Linked DNA regions of Homo sapiens: region 2 is linked to region 1. A link is a loop called in an ENCODE intact Hi-C map of the cell type or tissue named here. Cell type or tissue: Calu3. All regions are shown on one strand. Links, peaks and the distances in the headings refer to the core of each region. The heading gives the core; the rest is flanking DNA.

What was found. Hi-C counts contacts between places; a loop is a spot of excess contacts. Peaks named below come from ENCODE experiments on the same cell type or tissue, not always from the same donor. Only the 100,000 strongest peaks of a DNase experiment are listed, where the experiment ranks them.
Region 2: it touches region 1 in a loop (2.2-fold over the local background); 1 of 110 quality-filtered maps calls a loop at or near these places.

Annotation. Positions count from the first base shown.
Region 1 is chr12:89,227,343-89,243,869 of GRCh38, reverse strand. LOC105378255 (a long non-coding RNA gene) reads right to left here. Exons shown (of 2, transcript XR_945169.1): 2 at 13,860-13,941. Among named protein-coding and RNA genes, the nearest start is that of DUSP6, 120 kb to the left of the region's middle. RefSeq lists a silencer at 12,651-12,851. In Calu3, for the core only: no CTCF peak of the experiment used is centred there; a DNase peak (open chromatin) is centred at 6,599.
Region 2 is chr12:89,321,791-89,338,317 of GRCh38, reverse strand. No RefSeq gene overlaps it. Among named protein-coding and RNA genes, the nearest start is that of DUSP6, 22 kb to the left of the region's middle. RefSeq lists an enhancer at 12,393-12,896. In Calu3, for the core only: no CTCF peak of the experiment used is centred there; a DNase peak (open chromatin) is centred at 9,397.

The DNA of each region.
Region 1 (16,527 bases), core at 4,299-9,298:
GAGTTTGGATTTTATGTGGCAATGGGAGCCATTAAGTGTTTGTGAGCAATGTAGTAATTTAGGAGAACTAGCTGCCTAGAAGAATCACTGGGCTAAGCAGAGCATATCAGAAGGAAATGGGGCTGAAGTATGGTTGTCCTGGAGACTGACACAAGAGCTAAGAGGTGGTGTGATTGACAGATGAGAAATGATGTAGACTGGGTGACCTGTGGCTCGGAGGAGATGCTCAATGAAGAAATTAAGAAGGAAATTGAAAAATGTCTTGAAATAAATGATAATAAGAACCCAACATACCAAAATCTATGGGATATAGCAAAAGCAATACTAAGGGGGAAGTTTATAGCTGTAAGTGCCTACATTGAAAAATAAGAAAAAATTCAAATAAACAACCCAATGATGCATCTTAAAGAACTAGAAAAGCAAGAGCAAACTGAATTCAAAATTAGTAGAAGAAAATAAATAATAAAGATCAGAGCAGAAATAAAGGAATTTGAAATGAAGAAAACAGTATAAAAGATCAATGAAACAAAAAGTTGTTTTTTGAAAAGTTAAACAAAATAGGCAAACATTTAGCCAGACTACCTAAGAAAAAAAGAGAAAGATCCAAATAAATAAAATCAGAGATGACAAAGGATACATTACAAACAATACCACAGGAATTCAAAGGATCATTAGTGGCTACTATGAGCAAGTGTTTGTCAATAAATTGGAAAATCTAGAAGAAAAGAACAAGTTCTTAGACACATACAACCTACCAAGATTGAATCGTGCAGAAATCTAAAACCTGAACAGACCAATAATGAGTAACAAGATCAAAGGTGTAATAAAAAGGCTTCCAGCAAAGAAAAGCTTGGGATCTGATGGCATCACTGCTGAATTCTACTGAACATTTAAAGATCTAATACCAATTCTACTCAAACTATTACAAAAAATAGAGGAGGAGGGAACACTTTCAAACTCATTCTCAATATTACCCTGATACCAAAACCAGACAAAGACAATCAAAAAAATAAGAAAACTATAGGCCAATATCCCTAACGAATATTTATGCAAAAATCCTCAACAAAATACTAGCAAGTTGAATTCAAAAACTCATTAAAAAGATCATTCAGGCCAGGCACAGTGGCTCACGCCTATAATCCCGGCACTTTGGGATGCCAAGGCGGGTGGATCACCTGAGGTCAGGAGTTTGAGACCAGCCTGTTCAAAATGGTAAACCCCATCTCTACAAAAAATTAGCTGGGTGTCGTGGAGCATGCCTGTAATCCCAGCTACTCAGGAGGCTGAGGCAGGAGAATTGTTTGAACCCGGGAGATGGAGGTTGCAGTGAACTGAGAATCGTGCCACTGCACTCCAGCCTGTACAATGGAGACTCCAAGAAATATATATATTTCATCATGACCAAATGGGATTTATCCTAGTAATGCAAACATGGTTCAATATACACAAATCAATCAATGTCATACAGCATATCAACAGAATAAAGGACAAAAACCATATGATCATTTCAATTGATGCTGAAAAAGCATTTGATAAAATTCAACATCCCTTTATGATTAAAAAAAAAAACCCTGAAAAAACTGGTATGGAAAAAACATACCTCAACATAATAAAAGCCATATACAACAGACCTGCAGCTAGTATCTACTGAATAGAGAAAAAACTGAAAGCCTTTCCTCTAAGATCTGAAACATGACAAGGCTTCCCACTGTCCACACTGTTATTCAACCTAGTACTGGAAGTCCTAGCTAGAGCAATCAGACAAGAGAAAGAAATAAAAGACATACAGATTGTAAAGAAAGAAGTCAAATTATCCTTGATTGCGGATGATATGATCTTACATTTGGAAAAACCTAAAGACTCCACTGAAAAACTATTAGAACTGATAAGCAAATTCAGTAAAGTTTCGGCATACAAAATTAACATACAAAAATCAGTAGCATTTCTATATGCCAACAATGAACAATCTGAAAAAGAAATCAAGAAAGTAATCCCATTTACAATAGCTACAAATAAAATTAAATACCTAGGAATTAACTTAACCAAAGAAGTGAAAGACTTTCCAGTTAAAACCATAAAATATGGATGCAAGAAATTGAAGCAGACACAGAAAAATGAAAGGATATTTATGTTAATGGATTGGAAAAATAAATATTGTTAAAATGTCCATACTACCCCAAGCAATCTACAGATTCAATGTAATCTCTTTCAAAATACCAATGAAGTTCTTGACAGAAATAGAAAAAAACAATCTTAAAATTTATGTGGAACCACAAAAGACCCAGAGTATCCAAAGCTATCTTAAGTAAAAAGAACAAAACTAGAGGAGGAATCACATTACCTGACTTTAAATTATGCTACAGAGCTATAGTAACCAAACAGTATGGTACCAACATAAAAAGAAATAGACACATAGACAACTGGAACAGGATAGAGAACCTAGAAATAAATCCACACATCTATAGTAAACTCATTTTCTGCAAAGATGCCAAGAACATACATTGGGGGATGGGATAGTCTCTTCAATAAATAGTGCTGGGAAAACTGTATGTACATATGCAGAAGAATGAAACTTGATCCTTTCTTGCCTTATACAAAAGTCAAATAGAAATGGATTAAAGACTTACAAAATCTATGATCTCAAACAATCTACTAAAAGAAACTACTGAAAGAAAACATTGGAGAAATTCTCCAGGACATTGGACTGGGCAAAGACTTCTTGAGTAATACCCCACAGGCACAGGCAACCAAAGCAAAAATGGACAAATGAGGTCACATCAAGTTAAAAAGTTTCTCCACAGCAAAGGAAACAATCAACAAAGTGAAGAGACAACCCACAGAATGGGAGAAAATATTTGCCAACTACCCATATGGCAAGGGATTAATAATCAGAATATATAAGGAGCTCAAACAACTTTATAGGAAAAAGTCTAGTAATCCAATTAAAAATGGGAAAAAGATCTGAACAGACATTTCTCGAAAGAAGACATATAAGTGGCAAACAGGTATATTAAAAGGTGCTCAATATCATTGATAATTGGAGAAATGCAAATCAAAACTACAATGAGATATCATCTCACTACAGTTAAAATTGCTTTTATTCAAAAGACAGGCAATAGCAAATGGTGGTGAGGGTGTGGAGAAAAGGGAACCCTCACACACTGTTGGCGGGAATGTAAATTAGTACAATCACTATGGAGAACAGTTTGGAAGTCCCTCAGAAAAGTAAAAATAGAACTACCATACGATCCAGCAATCCCATTTCTAAATATATACCTAAAAGAAAGGAAATTAGCATATTGAAGAGATATCTGCACTCCCATGTTTATTGTAGCCCTATTCATAATAGCCAAGATTTGGAAGCAACCTAAGTGTCTATCAACAGAATAATGGATGAAGAAAACGTGGTACGTATATGCAAGAGGGTACTATTCAGCCATAGAAAAATGAGACCTTGTCATTTGCAACAATATGGATAGAACTGGAGGTCATTATGTTAAGTGAAATAAGCCAGGCACAGAAAGACAAACATTGCATGTTCTCACTTACCTGTGGGAGCTAAAAATTAAAACAATTGAACTCATAGTGATAGAATATAGATGGATGGTTGTAAGAGGCTGGGAAGGGTAGTCAGGAGTTGGAGGGTGGAGGTGCAGGGGAGACCATTAATCAGTACAAAAAAATAGAAAGAATAAATAAGATGTGGTTTTTGCTAGCACAGTAGGGTGACTATATTAAAAAATAATTTAACTGTTCACTTAAAAATAGCTAAGAGTATAATTAAATTATATATTATAATTATATGATTGAATTATATATATTTGCTCTGATATGATTATTATGCATTGCATGCCTGTATCAAAATATCTCCTGTACCTCATAAATATATATACTTACTATGTAACCACAACAATAAAAAATTTAAAAATATTAAAAAGGTAGAGGATACAAAATAAACCTTAGAAAGTATGTGTTTCAGATGCAGTCAGACCAGGGACTTTAATTTTCAGTCAGTAGAGTAAAAACAATGGGTGACAGTTGAGCAGGTGTAGAGCTGCTGGCTTTTTTGGCAGGTTGTGGTTGCTGTAAACAAAAGAAGTTCATTCTTTTACCCCTCACTCCTCTCTCTAGGGCCTGGCAGTCATAGCAATGAAGGTGAGAGTGGGTGTGAGTAAGGGTGGAGGAGGCGGCAGGGTGGCTGAAGGAGTCTGGAGTGTGTGATGGGGGGTGGGGGGGCCAAGGAAAGACAAGGCTGATGAAGGGATGTTAAGGAGTGAAGGCAAACTGCTGAGAAGAGGTGGACCCTTGTAGATGACAGTGACGTAGAGGTATAGAGACCTCAAGGGCACTGTTAGAGTCTTCAGGTTCAGGGGATGAGGGAAAATGAGGTCAAGCCCATAAACTTTCTGCCAGGGATAGCAAAGATAAGTTCTGAAAATTCATGTGAAGGTTTTTATCATCAGTTGGGTTTTAGATGCTTAGTATCCTTCCTTGATTATTTTTCTTAGAAACTTAGCATTATTCTTTAAAGGGACAAAATGAGCCATATTCAAGAGAATTGGTCAAGATGAATTCTTAGGATTGTGTTAGGAAAGCTGGCTTAATCCCTGTGATTATTCTCTTTGATCTCTAGTCTAATAATAGTAATAACACCAACAGTGATAGCTAGGTGCCTGCTGCTTTACATATATTAGCATTAATTCTTATAACAATGCTATAAGGTGGGTATTATTTTAGAGATAAGAAATCTGAAGCCCCGGAGATTGAAACTATATCCACAACTGCATTGCCTGTCGGTGGTGGAGCCAGCATTCAGAGCCAGGTCTGTTTGACTTTAAGGTTTTCATCTCTTCACTTGTTGTTTTCCCCCAGCTACCATGGTAGGGAGTGAACAGGCTGGATCTATATAGGCACAGTTTAAAACTGTGTCAGAGTTAGCAAAATAATGTCTGTGGACTGCTTGGGGATTTTGGCCAACAGCCTAACAGTGTTTTTCTGTCTCTGGCTTGGCTGGCAAGTGGTTTAGGATTCTGACTGAAGGAAAGGAAGGTGACATTCGGTGCCTGCATCATACTGCTGGCTGGCCTTGACTTCAGAGGCCAGTGTTCCTGTGATTGTTCTCTTGGGTTTTAATTTATGCCCCTGCCAAAGCGCAGGCCCAGTGTCCAAGCCAGATAGAAAGATGCATGTTGGGTAATTGGAAGGGATCAGGCAGCTGTAGAGAAGGCTGCAATCCATGTAGAAGTGGACAGGGCTCTCTTTCTTTGGGTACTCTCACTGGGTGGACACTTGGTGCCCACTTCCTGTCAATGATATGATGTCCCCAATATAAGACTCTGGAGAGCTTAGGTGTTGCTAATTGGCATAACGTTAAAGAATTGGATTATATGGGATTTTTTTCTTGGCTTAAAGGATAATATTGGATTATAAAGTCATTCAAAAGATAGTTTTTGAGCACTCACTATATTCTAATCATTGTTCTAAGAGCTTGGGATATATCATTGATTAAAATAATAAAAAAATGATTGCTCTTGTCAAGTTAGTATTCTAACAGATAAATAAATGCTATTCTTCCAGGGATACGTCCTTAAAATCAATTTAGCTCATTTTCTGTGCGTTAAATAAGTGAAAAGTACTAGGCTTTAGAGATGACAGGAAGTTAGACAGCTCACAGTCCCATACTTAGAATAAAACAAAGACACACATGAGACTAGTATGAATACAAATATGACAAATTTTATAATAAAATATCAAGAAAGCAAAGGAGATTCAAAAGCAGAAGAAATCATATTTGATTATCAGAATTAGATCTCACAAAGGGAGTAGCATTTGAGTTGTTTCTAAAAGGATGGTAGAATTTTGACTGGTGGAGATTAATGGGAAAGTTGTATCAGTTGTAAAGATCATCAGAGTAAACACATGGGTGTGTTTGGGGAAGACTGAAAACGCCAGTTTGGGAGATGAAGGCTAGAAAAATAGCTTGGGTGATGTTGTAGAAGGCAGATAAATAACTGGGTCCTATTTTGTAGAAACAAGGAAGTCATTTGAGGTTTATGAATATGGAAAGGACATGATTAGAACACTTTTTTTTAGGGGAATAGTAATTGATCCATTGAACTATTATATACTAAATGCTTTAACTTTACATCGTCTTATATACTCCTGAAATGATCCACCATTTAATGGAGCAAATTGAAGCTTAGAGGGTTTGGGAAAATTGCTCAAGACCACACACCTAGAAAGAAATAAAACTAGAGTTTGAATATAAATCTATCAGATTATGGAATGTTATTTTCCCAGTAATAGTGTTTGCAATAGTCCAGGTGAGACGACATAAGAGCTTGAACTAGAGTGGAGGTAGTGAAAATAAAACAAAAAGTTGAATATTAAGGAGGATAAATGGGAGTGAAATATTAGAAATGAGTCTTAGATAACTTTGCTGTAGAATTTAAGAATGGACGAGAGGGAGGGATAAAAGAGAGGAAAGAGTCAATGATGATTGAGATTTCTGGCCAGTAGAACAGTGGCACCATTAATAGAAGCTGGAAAGTCAAGTGGAAGAACTGGTTTTGTGGAGGAAGAGGATGACTTTGGTTTTGAACATGTTTGTTTTGTGGTATTGGAGAAACATCCAGATATCCGGCTAGAAGATTACAATACAGGTCTGAGCTCATGGCCAAAGAATTGAGAGCAATCTATGTAGAAGTGATTGCTCAATTGGATAATATCATTGGGAGAAAAGCGTAACTGGATAAAAGTAAAGGGCCAAACCAAGATGAGGAACTGAGTTTCAGAGTAAGAAGAGTCAAGAAAGGATTCAATTCTTATTTTTGAAAATCTGACCACAGTAAGGGAAGTAAGGAAAGAGAAAAAATGAGTGTTTGATTAGCATCTGATATCCAAGAGTCTTTACAATGTGGATTCTTAAATGCTGCACAGAGACTGCCATGTTTCTTTATATGTTTGTTTGGGTGACTTTTCTGTCACTTGCATAAGTGACCTGGAATAGTTTCTTGACATCACATCACGGTAGTGTTGTTGTGTGTTGGTGCCTCAATCACTCCTGTCTGTGAGGTCTGGGTTTTTCCTGGATGTGCACTAATAATTCAAACATAGACATTCGTGTTTGGAAATGTTTGAGCAATATCCCCGAATACCCTGCTCTTAGTGGTTGCTTGACTACAGGGGAATGTCCATATGTGTGTTCCCATCTTTTCCCTTTATTCTTGGTAGGAGAACATAAGGATGACTGAAATCCTGAGTGGGAAGGCACATTGGAGTAAACCACAGTCAGGGCTTTGTACCCTGGAAGCTTGGATATACATCTCTCTTGGTAAAAACTGGCAACAGTGCAACCCACCTTTGAGAGCTTGTAGAGAAAGGCAAATTCAAGCAAGTGATTCATAGATTACAAGTATCCTGAGAAACAGGAAATGAGGGAACAAGGCTATACTCAATCTTTATAAATGGTAAGCAAATCCTCTCTTCCCACGTGAAAGAAATTGGCTGTGAAGAAGTATGGTGTCCCTTCTAAAACCTCAACATTCTTGAATTTATGAAGTGCTGGTTCATGATGTTTCATTGGACTGTTTTTATTTTTTCTTCCACAATTTCATGTCCTTTCCTCAATTCACTTGTTCATGGGTTTTGTTTTGTGCACTGGTCAATTATCAGAGCCCAGAGCAAGGGCACACAGTAGGCATTATACATATATTTATTGAGTCTGTCTGTCCATGTGTCTGCTTGTCTATTGCTTCTTTCATCCATTCATTCATTCATCAAATATTTATTATTTTTTATGTACCAGATTTTGTGCTAGTTCTTAGTGATAAAAAGGTGAATCTGAAGTCATCCCTTCCCTAATTAAGCTCATAACCTAGTGGCATGACAGTGACATAAACCGAGTTACAATTCCCCTGGATAAGCACAGTAATAGACCTAAGCACACTTGACACCAGCTCTGCAGTATGGAGGAAGGAGAGGAGGAGGGGTAGGCAGAGGTCAGAGGAGGCTTCCTGAAGAAGGAAACCTCCCTTCCTGTACTTTAGAGATCTCCCGGTGTTGATTATCTTTTTGCTTTCTCTTATCTTAAACCTCTTCCTCTTTACTGTGTCGTTCCCACCAACCTTTAAATTTGTTCAATTCTCCACTATCTTGAGAAAAATCCCTCTTCTTAGTCCAGCATCCCTCCAGCTACCTCCCTCATCTACTTCTTTTTTTTATCCTTTCTCTCTTGCCTTTCAGTCCCAAGTCCACTAAAATCTGGCCCTCATCTTGACCTCTCCCTCAAATTGCTCTCAACCCAGGTCAATAATGGCATCTTGGTTGTTAAATACAACGGAAACTTTCTAGCCTTTTCCTTATTTGTCTTCTTGGTTGCATTTGCCACTGTTGACACTTTCTGTAAGCTCAGCTTCCTCCCTTGGTTCCTCTGACTCCCCTAATTTTCTGGTTCTCCCTCTCCTTCCTTGCCTCTGCCTTCTCATTGTTTTGCAGGCTCTTCCTTTACAGCTCATCATTTAAGGATTGGTAAATGTTGGAATTGCCCAGAGATCTCTTGTAACTCTGTGTTTTCTTCCTGAGAAAGCCTGTCTATTATGATTGTAATACCGTTTTTATCCTGATGATTTCCACATAATTTTCTTCAGCCAAGATCAATCTTCTGAGCATCAGACTTTATTCCTGCATTCATCCACTCAATAAATATTTACTGGTGCTCACTATGTGCCGAATACTGTTTTAGAGATGGAGATTCAGTAGTGAATAAAGTCCTTGCCCTTGCTGGAACTTACATTCTTCTAAAGCAGAAACATGCACACACACACACACACACACATATTCTGTGAGGTGGTGAAAAGTGCTATGAGAAAAATAAAGCAAATGAGGGAGTGCTGGGGTGTGGGAGAAAGATTTTTCTCTTTATAAAGTGTGGTCGGTAAGTCCCCTTTAATCAGGTGACGTTTAAGCAGAGACCTGAACGAAGCCAAGAAGGGAGGGAGCCAGGCAGATATCTGGGGGAAGAGCTCAGCTGTCAGAGAAAAGAGCTAATGTGAATGGTCATCACCATCATTCTCCTCTGTCCTCACTGAGGCTGAGTAAGAAGTCCCATATGATGAGAATCTTCTACCTTGGGCCAAGAGGTGGATAATTAGGGGAAGAAGTGACTGGTGCCATTTCTAAATTCTCCCTTCTTGCTCCTACACTCAACAAATGGGCTTCTTTTCTTGCTTAATGTAGTTGAATCATACAGGTGGGCTAGAAAGAATTGAAATAGTCTCTGTAAATTACTGGCTATCCCAGAAGCCATGTGGCAACAATTATCTTCCCCCACAAAACCGCTTCTCCACCCATGTTCTCATTGTCAGTGACAGACACTGGCATCCACCCTGTTGCCCAAGCTAGAAACATGGACATCACCCTCCCTCATCCTTAACATCTGATTCATCACCAAGTTCTTGTAGGTGGCATTCTCTCTCAAATCTGTCCATCTCTTTCAATCTCTGTTGCCCCTATATAAAACCAGTCACTCTCCTCTCTGCTTTGGATGACTGCCCCAGACCTCTCTGTTGGTTTCTTCTCTTCTTGTCAGTCCCTCCTCCAATCTATTATCTGCAGGCCAGTTAGGGGAGCTGTCTCTAAAACAGAAATCTAACCTTAAACTTTTCACTGGCTCCACGTTGCCCAAGGGAAAGCTCCTGTACTGCCTCCAACACTCCATACCCCAGTCAGGTTGAGCTGTTTTGACTCTCTTAAAAAATCTATGTTCGGCCGGGCACGGTGGCTCACACCTGTAATCCCAGCACTTTGGGAGGCCAAGGCAGGCGGATCACGAGGTCAGGAGATGGAGACCATCCTGCCTAACACGGTGAAACCCCGTCTCTACTAAAAATACAAAAAATTAGCCAGTTGTGGTGGCGGGCACCTGTAGTCCCAGCTACTCAGGAGGCTGAGGCAGGAGAATGGCGTGAACCCGGGAGAGCGGAGCTTGCAGTGAGCCGAGATTGCACCACTGCACTCCAGCCTGGGCAACAGAGCAAGACTCTGTCTCAAAACAAAAACAAAACAAAAACAAAAGACTATGTTCTGGCCAGGTGCGGTGGCTCACACCTGTAATCCCAGCACTTTGGGAGGCCGAGGCGGATCTCATGAGGTCAGGAGTTTGAGATCAGCCTGGCCAACATGGTGAAACCCCCTCTCTACTACAAAAATACAAAAATTAGCTGGACGTGGTGGTAGGTGTCTGTAATCCCAGCTACTCGGGAGGCTGAGGCAGGAGAATTGTTTGAACCCGGGAGGTGGAGGTTGCAGTGAGCTGAGATCACGCCACTGCACTCCAGCCTGGGTGACAGAGTGACATTCTGTCTCAAAACAAAAACAAAAACAAAAACCTATGTTCTTTCTGATACAGAATGTTTTTATGTATTATGATGCTATTCCCTTGTCTGGAAACTTCCCTTCTCCTCCCATTTACTTGACCATTCCTACTCATGCTTTGGGTCTTGGTTTAGATGTCACTTCTTCCAGAAAATATCTGACTTTGGCTAAGTTCCTTGTTGTAGGTGCTCCAGGTCCCCTCTAGTCACTGTACTTTTCACTGGACTGTGATCATTTGTTGAATTACCTATGCTCCAAACTACAGTGCATGCTCTCTGAAAGCAGAGACTGGGGTATGTATCACTACACCCTAGTCTCTGGCACAGAGTGGATGTTTGACGGTTATTTTTTTGGATAAATGAATGAGTAAATGAAGTGACACTTGAGCAAAATTAAAGAACGAATAGGAGTTACCTGGATAAAGAGGTAGTGAGAACACAGAGGGTGTCCCCGTGGAGAGCACAGCTTGAATAAAGGCACAGAGGTGAGAAATATCATGGTGAATGAGGGAAACTATATGCAGTTTGGTGTTTCTGAGGCATAAAGCATGAATATGGAATTGGCAAGAGGCTCGAGAGACCAGTCAAACCATGGAGGGTTTGTGGGTCAGGTTAAGTTATTTAAACTTGATCTTGTAGGCAATGAGGAGCTTACAAAATATGCTTTAGATGTTTAATACAGACAGTTCTATGAAGATTGAATTTGAAGGCAGCAAGAATAGAGACTAGAAAGAGTTGTTAGGAGGTTGCCACAATTCTTCCTAGCTCTGCCTTACAATATGATTTAAGTTTTTTCATCCTGACCCTCAGTATTAAAATTTTATTGTCACTAGAATCCTAAGACAGCCCCCATAATCTATGCTCTTGGGTGTTACTCCATGATTATGTTATATGGCAAGAGAGATTTTTGCAGATGAAATTAAGTTTATTAATCAATTTGCTTTAAAATGAGGAGATTATCTAGGCTGGACTAACCTGAGCACATGACCTCTTTAAAAGCACAGTTTTCTTCTTGATGATCGCAGAAGTTGGAGAGAATTGAAGCATTAGAGGGATTCAGTATGAAAGAAATTCTCTTTTGTGGACTTTGAAGGTGGAGGAATTCACATGGGAAAGGACTGAGAGTGGTATCTAAGAGCTGAGAGAGGCCCCTTTGGGGCCAGCCAGCAAAGAAACAGGGACCTCAGTACTACAATCACAAGGAAATGAATTCAGCCAATAACCACATGAGTATGGAAGCAGGTCACTTCTCAGAGTCTTTAGGTAATAACTCAACCCTGTTGACATTTTGATTTCTGCTGGTGATGCCCTGAGAAGAGAACCCAGTCTTGCCATGGTAGACTTCTGACTGCATAACTGTGAGCTAATCAATGGGTGTTGTTTAAACAATAAGTTTGTGGAAATGTGTTATGTAGCAATAAAAAAGCCAATACAAATATAGCAAGAGACTATTGTATTACTTTTAGTTGTTTATAGAAGGATGCTTGTCATATCTCCTTTTGCTTTATGAACAATTGTTTTTGGATTGGATCATAATAAAAGGACAACTGACACTGTGGCCTCACAGAGTGCCAAATACCATACCAATGCTTAACAACTGATATCTCATTTAGTGCTCAAAACCACCTCATGTGAGAGCCACACCCAGCTATCTCCATTTTACAGAGGAAGAAACTGAAGCTCAGAAAAACAAAGTTACATGCCTAAAGTCATTCAAGTAGCAATCGACAGAGCTGGGACTTGACAACAGGCTGCCTTTCTCTGCCCTATACAGAGGCTTGTGAAAAAATTTAGTGATTCCATTAGTATTCTTAACATTTAGAGTCTGAGAAGGGTTTAATGGTCTAGGTTATAAAACTGGACAATGGGAATAATATTCAAGGTTCAAGTTGTATGCCGTTTCTGTTTGGGATAGATTAGGGGATCTCTTGGGTATGATATCAATTTATTCTTTTGTGTTTTGTTGTAACCTGGACAAGGAGAAGGAATAAGAAAATGAAAGGTAATTGGAGGGAAATGGTTAGAACTAATAAAAAGAAATGAGCTTGATATGGGTTTAAAAGCAGAGGTTTAGTCACAGATGTATCCAATTTAGCAATTCTCTGTTTCATGTCCATTCAAGCATGGGCAGGTGTCCCTTATTCGTGTGTTATAGAAAGCTTGAGGCTGTCTTGTGCCAAGAAAAAAAAAAGCAATTAAATATTTTAATATTTCCTGTCTATAAACTGCTCCCTGTTTTATTACTTCAAATGCACTGGATTTAAAAGGAGGTGTGAAAGACTCCTGAGCCATTAATAAGAGGCTGCAGCTGCTTGTGGAAAGCGATGCTATGTGTTTTTCAAAGGCATGTTTTTGGTCTGAGCACCTTGGTCCACAGACTGTTGATTTATGATCGCCCTGAAACTGATACAGAGGCATGAGGCAAATACTTCAAGTGCTTCCAGAATATATTTGGGCAGAATACAGACAATGAGTTCCTTTCCTTGGGGGAATACACAAGGAAATAAAGGGAATAAATATGAAAGCAGTAGTTCAAAAGTTATGGTGCAATGTAGAGTGAGCACAAAAAAAGAAAATCTTTTGCCAGAGCAAGCCTGAGTCAGTGGTGAATTTCATGTGGGTTGTTCATAAGATTTTTGTTCTTGTATGAACAGAATGAACAGTAGGGACTTAGTGATTTATCTGAGTCTTTGAGAGCATCAAATAGAGACATACCCTAAAGTTAAAAGGTAAAAACCAAGATGTAATTCTATTTTTTCTTACAATCAGCTAAATGAAACCAAAAGACTATTTCCCAAAGGTCTTAAACTTTATTTTTTTGAAAAGTTCATTTTTCCTTTTCAGGAATGGTGTATAACAGAGGTCAAAGGATGCAGGATGTTGGAGATTCAATTCAATTCAGCAAGCCTTTGTTTAATGATACCCTCTGCAAGGTCATGTTTGGTGCTGGGAAAAATGCAATGAAGTCATTGCCTTCTCCCTCTGTCTTATGTAGGTGACTGGGCCCTTTGTATGGACATGTTGAAATCTTTTTGAACATGCTAGAAGGATGTTTCTTAAACTTTAGTTATTCCTGTGCCACTTTTCCAGTTTAGGCTGTGACCCACCTTATAATTTACTTAAATTTTTTTTTTTGATAACTCAGCACACAGTTTACTTAAATAGATTTAACCTCATCTTAAGCAATATTTGTGAAATCGCAGGGTTAGTATACTAGTTAGACCTTTTCAAATGCACCTTCAAATAATAAAGTTTTACAATATCCTTATCTTAAACCATTGGACTAGATGCATTTGGAAATTTGGAACACTTCTGAATGTCACAAAGATAATAATGTACATGTACTATATGTTATGTAGCACCACTATGAAGGTATGAACAATACCCAAGAATTAAAGATTAATATTTCCATAGTGAGACATGTGAATATTTGTACTAGGTAGAATGTGGAATAAGTTAAATAACCTCATGTCCGTTGGAAAATTGTTGGTTTTCAAGCTTTTTGTTTATGGATTTCATAACTGCAGATAAGGAATTGCAGGTCTGTAAGTATCATTTAAAGAAGTTTCTGTAACACAAAAAAACAAAGTTGTCAGTAAAGTTCAATGCATGAGTCATTTCATCTTTTTTTCTGATATATTACTAGGCTGAACTTTTTAGAAAATATTTTCACTCATGTATAAATATAAAGTACATTGAGTAAAGGCCTTAAAGAGCACCAATCTAAAGTACTTAGCTCAATGACTTTATGTATATATAAATTATATATATAATATATGTTATATATATTCCATGTAACCAGGACCCAGATAGAGATACAGAACACTTCCAGCACCAAAGCTTCCTTCAATCCCTTCCCTGACAATATCCCTCCTAGCCTCCACACTATGATAACCAGTTAACCAGTTTTGAGTTCTGTGAAAGAGCTCATTTAAATGGAATCACGCTGTACATATTCTTTGGTGTCTGGCTTCTTTCACTCAATGTTTTTTTTAAATCTTCAATTTTTATTTTAAGTTCAGGGGTACATGTGCAGGATGTGCAGGTTTGTTACATAGGTAAATGTGTGCCATGGTGGTTTGCTGCACAGATCAACCCATCACTTAGGTATTAAGCCCCGCATGCATTAGCTACTCTTTCTGATGCTCGCCCTCCCCCCAATCCCACCCTTTTCAGGCCCCAGTCCATGTCTTTCACTCAACTTAATGTCTGTGAGATTCTTCTGTGCTATTGTGTGTATCAGTAGTTAGCTCCTTTTTATTGTTGTGTAGTGTTCCTTTGTTAACTATTGTAACCTCTTAGAGTGTTACATGTAAATATTTTAAGTTAACACTATATTGGCATTGAAGTATGCTCCTTCTCTTCAAAAGACAGATAATCACCTGAAGAAAACTTTTATCAAGAAATTTGAAAGCAGCTGGCCATGCTCAACAAGATTGCACCCCTTTCAGCCGACTTAGAAAACACAGCTCATGTTGTGATGCTGTATATAAATAGCAGTTAGATTCATTTTTCATCTTGTTTTTGTCACTTTGGTAAGTGGATGCAAGCTGCTAGCTTCATCAAATTAAAAAAGAGACCAGGAGATTCTGAAGAAACATTTTGATTTAATTTTTGGATAGTGTAAAATTTTAGAAAAGGGAATTAAAAGCCCATATTGTTATCCAGCTAGATGATGATATGACATGAAAGAGTCTTTAGAATGAATTTTATACTAAATTTGGGATGGTGCTTTATGTTCAGGCCAGCTGTGCATGGAATGGAGTGAGCAGGGATGAGTTGGGAGCAATCATTGGCAGTTTTCTACTTCCTCTCAAATTCCTTCACAGTCTGGCTTCGTTTAAAACATTTGAGTTGGTGTGAATTACTGGAACATGAGAAGCACTCATTTTCAAAATACAAAAAACACATTCCAGAGGCGAATAGAAAGAATGATCAGATTTTGCTGCTTTAGATTGATAGGGAGAATAGAGAACTGAATGACCGAAGACAGATTGGAAATTCATTTGCTTGGATTCTCTTAATGGATTGTACTATGTCCTTGACAAAAACACTCAGCAGTGCCTATGCAAATGCTCACTATCCTTAAAAAGAAATCAAAGGGGCTAAAAAACATTTGGAGATCTTGTGTATGCATCAGATCCACATTATCTCATAAGAGGCAAAGTAGCAAAATCACATGTAGGTTCTGGGATCAGAAAGACTTGGGTTTAAAAATCCCTTCTCTGTCATTGTGTAGCTGTGCAAACTTACTTCAGTTCATTAATATATCTTATTCTCAATTTTGATTTTACTTGGCTTTTCTTTACAAGAAGCATTATCAGAAGTGAATCAATCTCAGGAAGGACCATGCCAGTGAATTTTAAAGTAAAATGTAAAGATGATTAAAGAACTCACTGCCTCTCTTTCATTGATTTATTTGTCTTTAGAGACAAGGTCTTGCTCTGTCACCTAGGCTGGAGTGCAGTGGTGTGAACACTGCTCACTGCAACCTTGACTTCCTGGGCTCAAGCAATTCTCCCACCTCAGCCTCTGAGTGTCTGGGACCACAGGCATGTGCTGACACGCCCAGCTAAGTTTTAAAAATATTTTTTGTAGAGATGAGGTCTCATCATGTTGTGCAGGATGGTCTTGGACTCCTGGGCTCAAAAGATCCTCCTGCCTCGGCCTCCCAAAGTGTTGAGATTACAGCCACCATGCCTGGCCTCTCTCATTTCAAAATACAGGAAGACCTAACCCTCAGTAGGCTGGGGTTACATTTCTACATCTTTATTTAGGAGCTTAAATATGTAGTAAACCATAGCTTTTTCTAGATCTTTCTTTGGCTGGAATTTGCCAGGGAATTTTCTTTTCTTTTCTTTTTTTAAAAATTTTTCTTTTTAAATTGTCTGATGTTTTTTGTTCTTTAATTTTTTTTTCAATTTTTAAAAATTTTTATGGGTACATAGTAGGTATATATGTTTATGGGGTACATAAGATGTTTTGATATAGGCATGCAATGTAAAATAACCACATTATGGGGAATGGGGTATCCATCTCTTCAAGCATTTGTCCTTTGAGTTACAAACAATCCAATTACAAGCTTTATGCCAGGGCATTTTCAATAATATTTAGCGAAAATGATTTTCCCAAGAACTCACCAAATACCAACAGA
Region 2 (16,527 bases), core at 6,873-11,872, 92 kb before region 1:
GGAGCAGGGGATTTTATTTTTCTTTTGTTTATATCCATTTGTGGAAGGGAAAGGTCATGGAAGACTTCTTGCAAGAGACTGATAAATCATAAAGCCAATCTATTATTTTTGTTTGTTTGTTTTTTTGAGACAGAGTCTCACCCTGTCACCCAGGTTGGTGTGCAGTGGTGCAATCTCAGCTCACAGCAGCTGCTGCCTCTTGGGTTTAATCGATTATCGTGCCTCAGCCTCCTGAATAGCTGGAATTACAGGCATGCACCACCATGCATGGCTAATTTTTCTATTTTTAGTAGAGACAGGGTTCTGCCATGTTGGCCAGGCTAGTCTCCAACTCTTTTTTTTTTTTTTTTTTTTTTTTTTTTTTTTTGAGACGGAGTCTCGCTGTGTCTCCCAGGTTGGAGTGCAGTGGCGCGATCTCGGCTCACTGCAAGCTCCGCCTCCCAGGTTCATGCCATTCTTCTGCCTCAGCCTCCCAAGTAGCTGGGACTACAGGCGCCCGCCAACACGCCCGGCTAATTTTTTGTATTTTTAGTAGAAACGGGGTTTCACCGTTTTAGCCAAGATGGTCTCGATCTCCTGACCTCGTGATCCGCCCGTCTCGGCCTCCCAAAGTGCTAGGATTACAGGCGTGAGCCACCGCGCCCGGCCTAGTCTCCAACTCTTGACTTCAAGTGATCTGCCCACCTTGGCCTCCCAAAGTGCTGGGATTACAGACATGAGCCACCATGCCTGGTGCAATTTATGAATTTAAAAAAGAATACATTGTGCTGTTTGCCATCAGGCTGGCTCAACTATCCTACGAGGTAGGTTTTGTAGGGATATTAAATTTCCATCCTTTAGATGCTTAAACAGAAACTCAGAGAGTTTAAATTAAGTAACTTGCTGAAGGTTCCCCAGGTACTTGATGAAGCTGGTATTTGCTCACAGGGATGTTTGACTTGAAAGCCCAGCTGCTGCTTTTTTTTTTTTTTTTTTTTGACAGAGTCTGGCTCTGTTGCCCAGGCTGGAATGCAGTGGTGTAATCTCGGCTCATTGCAACCTCTGCCTCCCAGGTTCAAGCAGTTCTCCTGCCTCAGCTTCCTGAGTAGCTGGGATTACAGGCGGCCACCACTGCACCCAGCTAATTTTTGTATTTTTTTAGTAGAGACAGGGTTTCACCACGTTGGCCAGGCTGGTCTCAAACTCCTGACCTCAGGTGATCCACCCACCTCGGCCTCCCAAAGTGCTGGGATTACAGGTGTGAGCCATTGTGCCTGGCCAAAAGCCCAGCTTTTTAACATCTGCTTTATACTCTTCTCATGGTATATTGCTCATGGTACAGACTACTCTCTTCCCAGGGTGAGAATAGAGTTGAATTTGCGATCACAACATTGCTGATGAGGCCGGAATCAAAATCAAAGGAGTTTGTGCCATACTTCATCTAAGTTATATAAAGGTCAAGAGAAATATTCCTGCTCTGCGGTAAAACAAACAAAACAGACAAAACCACATCTTTTAAGTTACTGGAAGGTTAAGTTCGATTGAATGATGCTGGATACCTCTGATAGATTTTTATCCTTTGGCTCTCTTGTCCTTGTCTGTTTTCTGGAACTCCAATACCCTCCACACCGGCCATTAAGCTGTGGCTAATGAAAACACAAATTAGTTACATTGCTTACAGGTTAGAGTCTTTGCGCTACTCTAATCCCTTGATGAGAGATGGGAAACACCCTGGTTTTATCAACAGCAGATTGACAGATGGTTTTCTAATGGTCAAAATGGCATCTACATTTATGGAGCCCTTCCTTTGTGCCAGGCTGGAAGCTGTGTGCAGATGATCTCATCTCATCTTTAGTACCCTCTTGCGAGGTAAGGTTACTGTCACACAGTGGTTAAGCACAAGGGCTCTGGAGCTTGATGGCTAGGTGCAAATTCTGGCTCCATCACTTACTAGCTGTCTGACGCTAAGCAAGTTGGCTAACCTCTCTGTGCCTTAGTTTCCTTATCTGTAAAATAAAAATAAAAAAAAAAAGACATGGTCAGAAGTAACTGAATTAATACACTCAGTATGATTAGAACAGGGCCTTGATTGTTGTAAGTAATTAATACATGTTAGCTCTGTCGGGGAGGGAAACTTTTTCCTCTATCCTCTTAGGTTTAACTTTTGGAGGCTTGAAAATTAAACTCACAAAAGATAGATTAGCAAGAGAAAACATGTATTTTTATTCACATAAGTACTTGGGAATTTACCAAAAAGTATGACTCAAGGAGGTGCTTAGAATTGGGTGAAGGAGAGGGTGAAGGAATAGGTGAAGGAGGAGAGAGGGAGAAGATTACTTATAGGAAAACAAATGACTTGTAGGAAAGATAAATAGGCCTGTAGGAGAATAGATGGGAGATACTATCATTTTGTGACAATGCCTGTTTAGGTGATTTCAATCTTTCCTGGTTACAAAACTCCTGGGAGGGGAGTTTTAACAGTTGAATTCTTTTAGGAGGCTCTGCTTTTAAGCAGATAACGAATGTTTAGAAGAAAACTCTTCACAGTGTTATATTCTGGATTCTTTCAGCTCTTATTATCTCCATTTTGTAGATGGGAAAATGGAGGCTTAGAGTGATTAATTATCTAGGATCTCCAAGTGGTAAACAGTAGCGCTGAGATTTGAAACCGGGCTGGGCTGACCTCAGAGCCTTTGATCTTTCCGCTAAGAGGTCTCAAAAGGAGAAACTCTAATCTTATCTGAAAATTCTAGGAGCATATAAATTCTTTGGGATAAATTTAACATACTGGATCTCAGCATCATCATTTGCAAAATGAGAGCATTGAACAATATGAATTTTAGTGGCCTTTCCATCTCCAAAGACATTCCTTGTTTTGGGAGTTTTAATCACAATTATTAGAGAAGAAGTAATGGTCACATATCAAAGAATGTACTAGAGGAGATATTGCAATGTGTGTGTGTGTGTGTGTGTGTGTACACCCACGTCCATGTGTGTACACCTGCATATGTGTTTCAATTGCTCTGAAAAGACTGATTGTCTTAGGAAGGAAAGGGACCATCCTAAGATGTAGATACTTTAGTTATTTATTTCCACTGTATATGCTGTTGACCTAGGATTCTGCACGTCCTCAGGGAGTGTCTCTTCCAGGCCTTTTCCAAAAGGTGATTGGCAAGGGAAGTTCTTCTAAAAGAGATAAGTGGCTTCTAAAAGTAAACTCAGAATAAATGGAGTACAAATTCTGTTTACGAAATATTTCCTGGTTGATGGCCACTAACGTGCAGCCCTGCATGACATGTTCTTTGAGGAATGAAAGAAGTGAAGTTGAATTCTGTTTCTCCATCATTTGGGAAAGATATTTACGAAGCCGTCCTGAGTAGAAGATTGCATCATTTCAGAGCAGAAACTCAAAACTATAGTAATGGATGCTACAGTGTGGGAGATGTGTTTACTTTGGAGACCATTGAGAGATGTGAGAGGCTTTTGAAAACTCATAACAAAATTTGTTCAGTACATTCTTTGTGATATGTTAAATTTGCAGAATTCTTTGCACGGCCACATGCAATTTCTGTGAAGTTCACTTCCTCTATGCCAAATATCCCTTTGCATTTTGTGTGGTTGAGCTTCAGAATTGTGGGGTTTTGCTGATGGTGGTTATTCTTAACAAAGTCTTTCCCTCACTCCTTGGAGGACAGATAGGAAAGGTACATGCATGAGCTAGTTGAGTCAAACATTTTCCAATTCTTCTGTTCCTCTTCTTTCTTTTCAAAACATGTATATATTTTTAAATATTTCATTTTTAGATGTTGAGTCTTAGTGATACTAATCTAGTACCATGATTCTTGTATTGATTCTGAATTTTCAAGATGATTTCTTCAGCCTAAAGATAGACCAATTTAAAGTCTAACTGTCTGATGAGGTGAAACCTATAATTATACAAAAAAAACAAAAAACAAAACAAAACAAAAAAAACGGGTGGGGGTGGTTACATGGGAAGAAAAGTGAAAGATTACTAGCTGACACCCAAAGACATAACCTAGCTTTTTCCCCCACCTGAGAAAAAGAAATAAATAAAAGCTAACCAAACAAAATATAAGGAGAACTGTAAATAAATAAATCACCATTGTCCCTGAGAACCTGCCTGCATGGGAAGGAGAGGTGGGCTATAGCCCATAAGGACCAGAGAAACAAGAAAGGAAGTGGGTGAGATTGCTACATGAGTAAGGTTCTGAGGAGTCATTAAAGCAAAAGGGAAACTAAATCCCACTGATGTGTAGATTCAAGGCTCCGAGAGGCCCTAAAAAGTGGGTGGAACTCCCAGGTCATCAGGAGGTCACAAAAGGACAGAGGAAGCTCAGGCAGCCTGGAGTCATGCTTTCTAAGGGAAACTAGAGTTAAGCCAGTTCTTTGACTTGGCTTAAGAAGTGTGCGTAAATCAACCTGTAGGGACGGGTGGGGAGAAGTGAGGTTTTAAAAAAATGTTTTGAAGCCTATTCCTTAATTTGAAGTGATAATCAGCATTTTTAGGTTGTTTTTTTTTTTTTATTTTAGGTGCACTGGAGATTTGTTTTGGTGGGAAGAAGGAATTCCTTCCTTCCTTCCTGCCTTCCTTCCTGCCTTCCTTCCTTCCTTCCTTCCTGCCTTCCTTCCTGCCTTCCTTCCTCTCTCTTTCTCACTTTCTTTCTTTCTTTTCTTTTCTTTTCTTTTTTTTTTTCAAGGTCTCCATATGTCACCTAGCTTGGAGGGCAGTGGCGTGAACATGGCTCACTGCAGCCTTGACTTCCCAGGCTCAACTGATCTTCCTTCCTGAGCCCCCTAAGTAGTCAGGACAACAGGTGCATGCCACCACGCCTGGCTGTATTTTTTGTTGAAATGGGGTTTCGCCGTGTTGCCCAGGCTGGTCTTGAGCTCCTGAGCTCCAGTGATTCGTCTGCCTCAGCCTCCCAAGTGTTGGGATTACAGGTGTGAGCCACTGTGCCTGGTCAGACTGAGCGAATTTCTTGACATGTGCCTAAATAAATTAATTTTATCTCTTTCTTTCCTAAGGTCACTCTTCCCTTTAGAACCCAGGACTTGGATTCATACGCAAGAAAACTTTCACAGAACCTACTTTTTGGGTCTGGGAGTAAGGCTGAATTGGGTGTATATTTCAGCTTCACCACTAAAGCACAAGCTATTGCCAAGACCTAGGCAAGACCAAGTGGCAACAATGTTAGTGGTGGTGCTGCCTAAACGTCAGGATTGTCAGGAGACCAATGGCTGTGAAATGCTTGGCATGGACATTGGCATATACCATAGTAACTGACTGATTCTGAGCAAGCCCCTCATCTCTCTTGACCTCAGTTTTCTCTTCTGTGAAAGAACCATAATGCTATTTTTTTCAGGGTTATTGTACACTTTAAATGTGATGATGTGTTTACTACCGTTCTTGACAAATTTTTCTTCAAGTCTTAGCTCAAAAGTCACCTCTTCTCAGAAGCTTTCTGAATTCTTTGAAAAGATTAGGAGTTGATTTAACATGGTCCCAAGGCAATTTGTCTTTGTTGCCATTGTATAGTTTCTCATATTCTATTATAGATGTTGGCTCAACTCTGTGCCTTCATCTTTGTGGCTTAGTGTCTTTTCATGTAGCATAGTTGTTAAAAACTAGGCTTTCAGATAGGTTGGACATTTTTGCTTAACAATACCCTGTGATGCTGAGCTAGTTACTTTTCTTCTCTGAAACTCAGTTTTCTCAACTATAAAATAGGAGCAGTAATACCTAGCTCATAAATACTAACGTTGACCTATCACCTAGGATGGTGCCTGGCACTACAATAATTATCTGTAGAATGCATGAACAAATAGAAGCACTGTGCATATTAATGAAATGCATATGGAAAGCTCAGTGCCCTGTACTTGGTAGACTCTTTTTCTTTCTTTTTTTTTTGTAGGGGGAGGGGGCAGGGTCTCACTCTGTCGCCCAGGTTGGAGTGCAGTGGGGTGATCTCAGCTCATTGCAGCCTTGACCTCCCAGGTTCCAGTGATCCTCCCACCTCAGCCTCCTGAGTAGCTGGGACCACAAGTACGTGCCACCATGACTGGCTAACTTTTGTATTTATTGTGGAAGCAGTGTCTCACAATGTTGTCCAGGCTGGTCTCAAGCTCCAGGGCTCAAGCAATACTCTCGCCTCGGCCTCCAAAGGGCTGGGATTACAGGCGTGAGCCACCATGCCCGGCTTCTAGACTCTTAATAAGTCACTGCATATCATTAGATAGGTAATGTATACAATCATCCCTCAGTATACTTCGGGGATTGGTTCCAGGACTCCCCTCAGATAGTTCCCTCAAAAATTGGAGATGCTCAAGTCCCTTATATAAAATGGAGTAGTATTTGCATATAACCTATCCACATCCGCCCGTATACTTTAAATTATCTCTAGATTACTAATTATACCTAATACAATGTAAATGCTATATAAATAGTTGTTATGGTGTATTTTTAATCTTTCTTTTTCTCTTTTCTTTCTTTCTTTTTCTTTTTAAGACAGCCTCCACCCCCCTAGGCTCAGGCGATCCTCCCATCTCACCCTACTGAGTAGCTGGGACTCCAGACACATGCAACCACACCAGGCTAATTTTTGTATTTTTTGTAGAGACAAGATTTTGCCATGCTGCCCAGGCTGGTCTGGAACTCCTGGGCCCAATTGTTCCATCCACCTTGGCCTCCCAAAGTGCTGGGATTAGAGGCATGAGCTACTGCGCCTGGCTATTTTTAATCTTTTTTTACTGAATATATTTGATTCAAGATTGGTTGAATCTATGGATGAGAAATTTCAGAATATGGATGGCCTACTGTACTTGCTTATTTTCTGGGGTACGAATGGTATATGTCTTATATCATTTCTTTTAGGGTTTTGCCTAAAAGAAACAAGCAAATAAACAAATGTTTGCTAAATAAACATTTGTTTCTCACCCAGAGATAGGAAGAAAGTCTTTAGGAATCTGATATGCTAAATGCACTTAGAATTACAGAACTTTTTGGAGAAAGAGATCTTAAAGCTCTTCTGAACCCTTTTCTTATGCTAATTTTGTTTGTTTGTTTGTTTTCTTATCATTTCTTTGGTTTCTGCTCTTATTTGAACATTTCCTTCCTTCTACTTTGGATTTACTTTGCTCTTTTTCTAGCTTGTAATGTGGGAAGCTCACATACTTAATTTTAGACCTTTCTTTCTTTTCTTTTTTTTTTTTTAAGATAAGCATTCAAAGCTATAAATTTCCCTTTAATCACTGCTTTAGCTGCATCCACAAAGTTTGATGTTATAGTTTCATTATTATTCAGCTAAAAATATTTTCTAATTTTCCTTGTAACTTCTTCTTGGTCCTTTGGATTATTGAGAATTGTACTATTTGATTTCTAAACATTTAGAACTTTTCTAGACATTTAATTATTGATTTCCAATCTACCTTCATGGTGGCTATGAGCAAACTCTGTGTAATTTCAATACTTCTAAATAACTGAGACTTGTTTTATGGTGTATCATATGGTTTATCTTAGTGAACATATCATGGGCACTTGAAAAGAATATGTATTCTGCAGTTGTTGGGTATATTGTTCTATAAATGTCAACTAGTTGTAATTAGTTGACAGTGTTTAGATCTTCCATATTTTTACTGACATCTTGTCTAGTTGGTCTATTAATTGCAAAGAGGGGATGTTTAAATCTATGACTTCTATTGCTGAATTGTCTGTCTTTCCCTTTAATTTCACCAAGCTTTGTTTTGTATATTTTGAAACTGTATTATTAGTTATATACTCTCAAATTTTAAAAATTTTGTAGATGAGAAAGATTAAATTTTGCAACATGCTTTAAAAAAATTTGTTTGGGTCATTATAAATGTGTAGAGGCTTAAGTTACACAATTCATACCATGCCTACATTTATAAAATGTTTTTTAAAAGTACTCTTATATCACGCCTGTAATCCCAGCACTTTGGAAGGCCGAGGTGGGTGAGTAGCTGGGACTCCAGACACATAATCAGGAGATCTCCAGGTCCAGATCAGGAGATAGAGACCACCCTGGCCAACATAGTGAAACCCCATCTCTACTAAAAGTACAAAAATTAGCTGGGTGTGGTGGTGTGTGGCTGTAATCCCAGCTACTTGGGAGGCTGAAGCAGGAGAATCCCTTGAACCCAGGAGGCGGAGATTGCAGTGAGCCGAGGTTGTGCCACTGCACTCCAGCCTGGCGACAGAGTGAGACTCCGTCTAAAAAAAAAAAAAAAATGCCCTCTTATAATCTTCCTTCCAGAGATAACCACTCAAAAGTTTGACAAAGCATATTTAGGATTTAAAAAATGCTTACATAAATATATAGAAACATATATTTTTATATTTTTACATAAGCAGGATTATATTCATATGTTTTTCTGCAACAAATTTTTTTTCCCACAAACTTTAACAATTTATGGAATGTCTTTCCATTTAACTGAGCATAGCTTTACCTCATCTTTAAAAACAACTTTATTACATCGTTTTCTATTGTATGAATGTCTAATAATTTATATAATCAACTTCCTATTTTAGAATATTTAGCTTCTTTGCAGTCATTTACTATGATCAGCAATAGTATCATGTAAGTTATTGATTTTGCCTCATTAATTATTTCCTTTCAATAATTCCTGAAAGTGGAATGACTGCATCAACAGCCTCCCACATTTTACACTGATCCCTATTGCTTGATTGCCCTCTTTCAGACTCGCTACCCTCATCTCACTGGACATGGCTACTATTTTTATTCTTTCTCCATCAGTAGGGTAGCACTCGTTTTAAAAGCTAGCCATCTCTGCACCATATTAGAAGTTCATGCAATGTCAGGTCCAAGTTTTTAATGGCAAAAATGTTGAAAATATGCAAAGTAGGGGGAAGAGGAGGACATGATAAGCTTTCCACCTCTAACTCTTGATTCTCCTTGATCTCATGATATGGAAATAGAAGAGACAATTCATGTAGAAGAGAAAAATCAAAGTTTATTAGAGATGTGTGGGATACGTAAATTGGATCTAGAGCATTTTAACTTGAGGTCTCTGTTTTCTTCAACCCATTGCTATCAAGAAAATGACTCCCATCCCCATTTAGTACTCTAAATTTAGAAGAAACATTGTAGAAGACAATATCCCATAGAGGGATACCCAGGGCAGGATGTTATGGGAATAGGATGGCTGTTTATTAAGCACCTGCTCTCTGTATTCCAGATGCTTTTACTTACATTATCTCATATCTCCCACATCGACCCTGTGGGTTAGGTAGTGGTGTTAATCATTATTTTAGCCTTACAGAGGAGAAACCCTAAGCTCTTAAAGGGCAAGCACACTCCCTTAGAAGTGGCGGAACTTGTATTTTGTGTGTGTGTGTTTGCACTAAGGAGCATGCTCACTGGTCTCTATGACTATGCCCCAGGGAGTGGGTGTGGGGCATGGAGGGGCAGTAGAAAATGGAGCTGGTCTCTGTCCTCCAGGGGACAAATGCCTTTGTGAGCCTCAGGGAATCTGCTGGCTGCATTCATAGATCAAGACTCAGAACTATCCTAAACTGCCCCTTGCTTTTGGCAACAGTAGGGCTTATGTTTGTTTCCAGAAGTCACGGTAGTGATCACAATGAGGCTGTGTTCGTATGCAATTGGGTTTGACAGAAATTAATTTTTAATAAGAGGCTCTATTCAGTCAAACAATTGCCTTTCGGGGCCCATGTCGGGGTCGGTTGCCCAAGGCTGGGCACTGGCACAGAGTGTGCTTTTGGCTGTGGCCTGAGAGAGAATGAGAGAGAGAGAGAGAGAGAGTGAGAGTGAGTATGGTGGGTGTTGAGGGAGAGGTACTGACTGGTCTTTGTCAGATCTTGATTCAGGACCAGGCATTGGTCTAACCAGAAGCTGGAGGAGGCAGCTGGGTCATTTATTTGATTGCCAAAGAAGAATAATGTGGTGCCTCCAAGAAAACCCCTTCTAATTCCTCGTACTGAGAGCCCTTCCAACCAATTCAAGGTCTGGCAGATGCTCAGGGCATGAGTTTTTTCCCTGTGTTTTTGTTAAGTGTTGCTTACTCTGTGCTGTTATTTAACTCTAACAGTAACCCTGCAAGGCACAATGCTACAGTCCATTTTAAAGACGACGAAAACTACAGCTCAGAGAGGTTAAATAACTCAGATTATACAACTCAGAGGTTAAATAACTCAAATTATTTTGTGTTCTGTTTGTGGAGATGAATCTCCGTCTTCACCATCCCTCTAAGGACCAGTTATTGGAGTACTGGAGGCGTTGTTGAAACTATCAGGTTTGCGCCATCTCTCTCAATGGAATGACATTAAACAACCGTATTTATTTATGCCCATGACTAATATTTCTCCATGCCACTCAGTTAAGCTTTGCATCACTAACCTCTCTTCTTTGTTACTGACACCAATAAGGTGGCATTCACACCAATTTCAGAAGATCTGGGGGGCCTCTGCATTTTCTCTTTTAGAGGCTGCTTCCATTTTACTCAGGAAATGCACACTTTTTGGCGTTTTTTTTTTTTGTTTTTTTTTTCCAGTTCTACTAAAAGGCAGAATCTTGCAGCTCTGCCTTCTCAGTGTGGGTGGCACTGCCATTTCCAGCACTGCAAACTTATCCACCAGCCGCCCCCAAAACCTTTATCAGGAGACATGGTGACTTCTCTCCTAAATTACACAGGTCGGTTTAAAAATAGAGTGCAGGGGTTCCCTTGTCAGGAGAGCTGTCAGGCTGCCCACTTTTGACAGTTTCTTCTACCTCCCTTCTTCGGTACACATCAAAGAATTTTTATTTTTATTTAAAAAATGTTCTGCTTAAGTGATCTGGAGCCCTGAAATTACCAAAAAGGCTCATTTAAAGCATCTTAGGGAACCTTAAAAATGCTTCAGTTTCATGATTTAACATCATGTGCAACTTGATTTTCCACACTTCACCATCTTTGCAGGGGCATCATTAGCATGAAAATGAATTTTAAAAATATATTCTAGTGGAAGTGAACACCCTGACATGAAGAGCTCTGCTCTGTGTCTAGGCTGACAAGTTGGGGGGCACAGAGTAGCTTTGCATAGTGAGTGCAGCAAAAGGAAATGAAAAATTCAATGAATAGAAGACAAAACAAATAAAAACCAAACACATAAAAATACACTCTGGAAATACAAACAAATAATAATAACAATAAATACCCCACCACACACAGAAATGCTGGGAAAAAGAAGGGCCTACCACTTGGATAAATATTCTTTAGTTAAATCTTTTCCAAAATTCTAGGGTTTGTTGAGACATCTTGTCCTTTGTGTGGGGGAATGTCAAAATCTCCATTTTTTTTTCTGTAACCTTTTGCCTCTCCATTCCTCTCCTCTTATCTGCTGTGGCTGTTCCTCCCTTATATGGCTGTCCTCGGAAGTCCAGGAATTTGAATGTTATGTGAAAGGCTAATTCTAATTGGGCTCGGTGACATTCGTGTCAAATGGGAGATGTATGGGGGTCACCCTGCGAAAGATCAACAGGAGCCCGCATCTGCTGTTCTGCATTGCTTCTTTCATTCCATTCTCTGGAAATACTATTCTCGGCTAAATGGCCCAACAGCCCTGTTTTCCCCTCCACCAGGCCTCCCTCTCCCTGCCACACACTGGTTCCTTAATTAGCAGGGCAAATAGGATTCCCTAGCATTTCTTTAACATTTCAGCCTTGCAAAATGTTTATATTTACTATCTCATTTATCACACATAGAAACTTGTGAGATAAGAAGGACAGGTATTATTAAATCATGTTCATTTTATAGCTGAGGAACGTGAGCTTTTAGTAGGTTCTAGTTATCGCTTATGATTGCACAGCTCATTAAAAGCAGGGGCCACTTCCTCCCTCCCAGCCCCAGGATTTTTGGCGCCCAGTTTGGATATATTTCCTTAAACAGAATGCTTCCTGACTTGGGACATCAGGCAACATTTGTGGATCCAAGTTAGAGATTATTTTGTAATAGGAAAGCTCCTCCAGCTTTATGCCTCCATTTTATATAAGCTTTTCTTATCTCAATCTAAATGACTTTAGGAAGTGTATAGCTTCATTCATTCAACAAATATTTACACTGTCCTAGTTTGAGTACATAGCCGTGAATAAAACAGAGAAAGCCCCCACGCTCATGAAGCTTACGTTCCAGTGGAAGTGACCAAGAATAAAGATAGAAACAAATAATACATGATAGGTTTGTTGGTGAAAAGTGCTGAGGCAGAAATAAAGAAAGATGAGTAAAGTATTGCTAGTTTATATAAGGTGATCAAGAAACACCTCTCTGTAACAGTGTCATTTGGTGAGATACCCGAGGAATTGAGGAAGTAGGTGCTCCAGATATTTGTGGGCAAAGCAGTTCTAGAGATGGGCACTGGCATGTGCAAAGGCCCTAAGTTGGGAGAATACTTGTCATGCTAGAAGAAATGCAGTTAAGATAGCCTGGCTGGAGCTGAGGAAGGAGGTGAGAGGAGATCAGAGAGGTGGGCAGGGGAGTGTTGGTGGGATAGAGTCACAGTGAGAATTTTGGTGTTAACTCCGAGTGAGACAGAATACCACTTGAGGGGTTTGAGTATGGGGTGCTGGTATCTGAAAGAGCATTTAGACAAATGCCTGCACCCTGCTGGGTTGTGGCCCAGCTCTGACCCCTTCTATCCCAGCCTCGATCCCACTCAATCTCTTTTCATTGTTCACCAGGAATGGCTACATACCTCGGATGGCCCAGTGCAAAAAGAAAATGTGGGGCCTCTTGTTCAAATTGCTGGAAAAACAGGGTACAGTTGAAGGTCCTAAAATATAAGGCTTTTTCCATCCTTCTGCAGCTGGCTCTCAACTTGTAATGGTGTTTTAAATATGCTATTTGATATAATTCTAAGTAAAGAAGCATTCACATTTAAAATTATTAGCATGAATTTTACCATTCATCTTTATATTGTGCAATGCCAGTTTTAAATGCAACTATAGGAATCTTGTACTTGTATGCGAATCGATTAGATTATACATTCCATGTTTTGTAGTTAATACATGCATATGTAGTTCTTACCAGAGCAGAAGAAATGCTACACAAAATTGATTCAATTGTTTTTATTTCTTGCTATGCAACATTCTACCAACATTACCTTGTGCTTACTGATGAGTAAGGAAGAACTAAAAGGAAAAGGAACTATTGGTTGTTCCATCTTTCCTTTTTTTCTGTATCATCATTTTCAGGATAAGTGGTTGGCTAATAACAGCAAAGTACTAGGAATAACAAAGGATAAGTTTCCTTGGTTGTTTAGGCTTCTCAGGATGCCATTGCTTTCTTCCTACATTAGAAGCAAGTTCTGGTTAGAATGTAGAGTGTAGTCAGCACCCCCACTTACTCAGTCATAGATGTAACATGCTTGCCTTGTATTCACTTTCTGTCTTAATCTCCCAAACTGTAGATCCATTAGAATTCTGGGCTTACGGGGCATTGCAAATGCTCTATGTGAATGGAATGGTAATAAACGATGGACACGCGCAGTGTGGGTCTCTCCTTTGCTCATTTACATGCCACATTACCCCATTGGTTTTTGCTTAAAAAACAAAGGCTCAAAGACAGAATTATTAAGAACTTTAGGACAGTGACATCAGAACAGTAAACTAAGCTCATGGTGCATGAAGCACAGGCTGCACGCCCAGGAAGCTTGCCCTGTTGCTCACCCCGCTCTTTCTAGAACTAGCCTTGCCTTGGGGTAGGAGATAATAAAAGGACGATTGCAAGAGAGAAATAATCCTGGGGCCTGAGGGAAGTCGCTGTGCCTTGGCCTGGTGACAATTCACACTGCCTATATGGAAGGAGGCTCTTAGCAAATGCTGGTTGAGAAGATGGTACTGCTTAGAAAAGAGGAGGGTTATATCAGAAAGCACAGAGAAATATGAGAGAAATAGACAAAGGAGAGACACATATAATGTAATTCTAAGTGAAAGAGAGAAAGCAGATGAGGAGTGGATGAGGGAGAGACAACGGCTGATAATGGTGACACTGGTGGTTTTGGTTGAGTTGATTTTAGTTTTAGGGCTAGTGGCAGGGATAATATCAAAGAAAAGGGAATATTTATAAAATCAGGAAATAACCAGGGCCCAGGAATAAAGATGCGAAGTTAGGTATGAGTAATTATTAATCAAGAAGGGGAACTGGGAGTTAGTCTACTGATGTTATGGGAAATGGGGAGAAGTAATGAGTTTAGGATGGTCATTGTGTGCATGTGGTATCTATCTATCTATCTATCTATCTATCTATCTATCTATCTATCTCACTATCTATCTATCTATCTATGTATCTATGTATCTATCTATCTATCTATCTATCATTATCATCATCTTTTTTTTTATTGCGGGGAAAATGAAAGTAAGCACTCAGGGGCAGGATAAAATGTCAAACAAAAAAAGACAAGCTCTCTGAATTTGGAGAAAATGAGAAACTTGGGCTTTGGTTTCAGACTGTAGAATAATGTCAGGAATGAGACATTAGAAAGAAGTTGGTTGCCTGACATTTGTTAGTGATTTATGGCTAAGGTTGTGGGAGGACAGTTGTCACCTAAAAGTAGTTACAGCACAGAGAACTTCTATGGGCCATCTGTCTGAGTGTGAAGGGATGCAGAGGGATCTCTCAGTCCCCGGGGACTAAGATCTGGGATGATTCTGGGGAAAAGGCTGTGGTCTATTCTGTGTTGCCCTGAGACCAAAGGAAGAGGTGCCCCTGGCCTGGGCCCCATCCTCGAGGAGTCCCGGCCTGACCTTCCTTGGGATGCAAGGGGGAAAGAGCCTGAGAGGTTAAGGGGACAAACCCATCTGAAGGCCAATCCCTCTTTTGAGACCATGTTCCAGATACTGAGGACACTGGAACTCCCAGGCTCGATTCCAGATACCGACTGGGTTCCTTCTCTGAGTTTGTCCCACTTTTGAGCACTTCTAGCCTGTAGGATGGCCAAGGGCTGGCTGAACTACCCCCAGATATGCCCTTGAGGCTGCTTGTGTTGTGGGATGGACCTGGGAGTTATGGAAGTGGGGAAGCAGGGGGCATGGATCAGGGAGTGATCTCCCCATGTCACCATGTTCCAGTGCGAAATTCTGGAGTGTCCAAGGAGGCTGAATTTGAACTTGACCTTTCTTGTTATTAAGAAGATATAGTTATCAGAGCAGGAGAATAAAATATATTTTATTTAGCCATTTGTTCACTTCTTTCTTTAACTTTGAATTATTTATTTATTTGATATGTGAGCATTCATTTGTTCTTCTGCCCTAGCCCTGCCTCTGTATACATTCTTTCCTGGGTCTACTGACTTAGGGTGATGAGCGTTCCCTTTATCCCTTAACCCCTGCATTATTATTGTTGTTTTGTTATTATCTTTAGCAACGTAATGGGGACCCTGAAAGATTGAGAAGCAGAGTTTTTCTGCCTAAATATGCTCTCAGTTACTTCTCAGTTTGTGAATGGATACAGGTGTTTTAAGGTGGAGAATAAAAATATCTTGATGTTTTAGGCATCATTTGCTTCTTTGATACCTTGCACATGAGGGAAAAAGACAGAAAGACCAGAATTACTGGTTAAAGCAAGTTTCCTGTTTCAATCAGATGTCTGGAAGACATTCTTTACTTTGGGAGCTGGGGCTAGGACTTCCTTCACAAATTGGAGAAGAAACCAGTCCATCTATATGTCCTGTTTTTTTTTCCTCCATCTCTTTTAAGCCCAGGTCTTGAAACTTTTTCTTCCTTGGGCTTGAAATTAGGAGTTTTAAAAAAGGGAAATGAAATAGCTTGGGCAGGGAGAACAGTGAATCTAGAATGTTCTGTTGTGTTTAGATGTTTAAGTTTTGCTTTGTTCCCAGAACATTTAAGCAGAGGGGGAATCCAAGCAAATGTGAGGGGAGTAAACTTAGGATCTCTTTGTTGAACATGTGACCTGACTTATGTACTTTATGACAGCACGGATAGGATTAACAGACATGGTTTAGGTTCTTGTCAACAACAAGACACATTTCCCGAGCACTTGCTAATGTGTCAGGCATATGCTGAACATATGTTATACGTTAACTCATAATTCATACATCCTAATACAGTTGTTGTTCTCATTTTACAGATGAGAAAACTGAGACTTTGAGAATTTAAGATACTTGCCCAATATATTACAGCTAGTTAATTCTGAGCTGAATCTGAAAATGATTCTTTTTGATAACAAAGTTCACACTTTTGGCCACAATTCTACACTGACCAGCTTTCCGAGAGTACTTGGTACAAAGTTGGGGCAGCTATTTCATTTAATTTCTAGAAGACCAACATTTAGAAAGGTCACCTAGTCTGACCCTTTCAGTTCATTAGCTGAGAAGTTACAGACCCAGAGGTATCAAAGGACTTGTTTGAGGTCAAGCAGCTAGTTAATAACAAAACTAGAACCCAAGTGTGCTAGAATCTGTATTGGCACTTATACTACTACATTCTGATGAAGAACCAGTTTGGAAATGCAGTTTAAGTAATGGCAAGCAGGGAAAGTGGA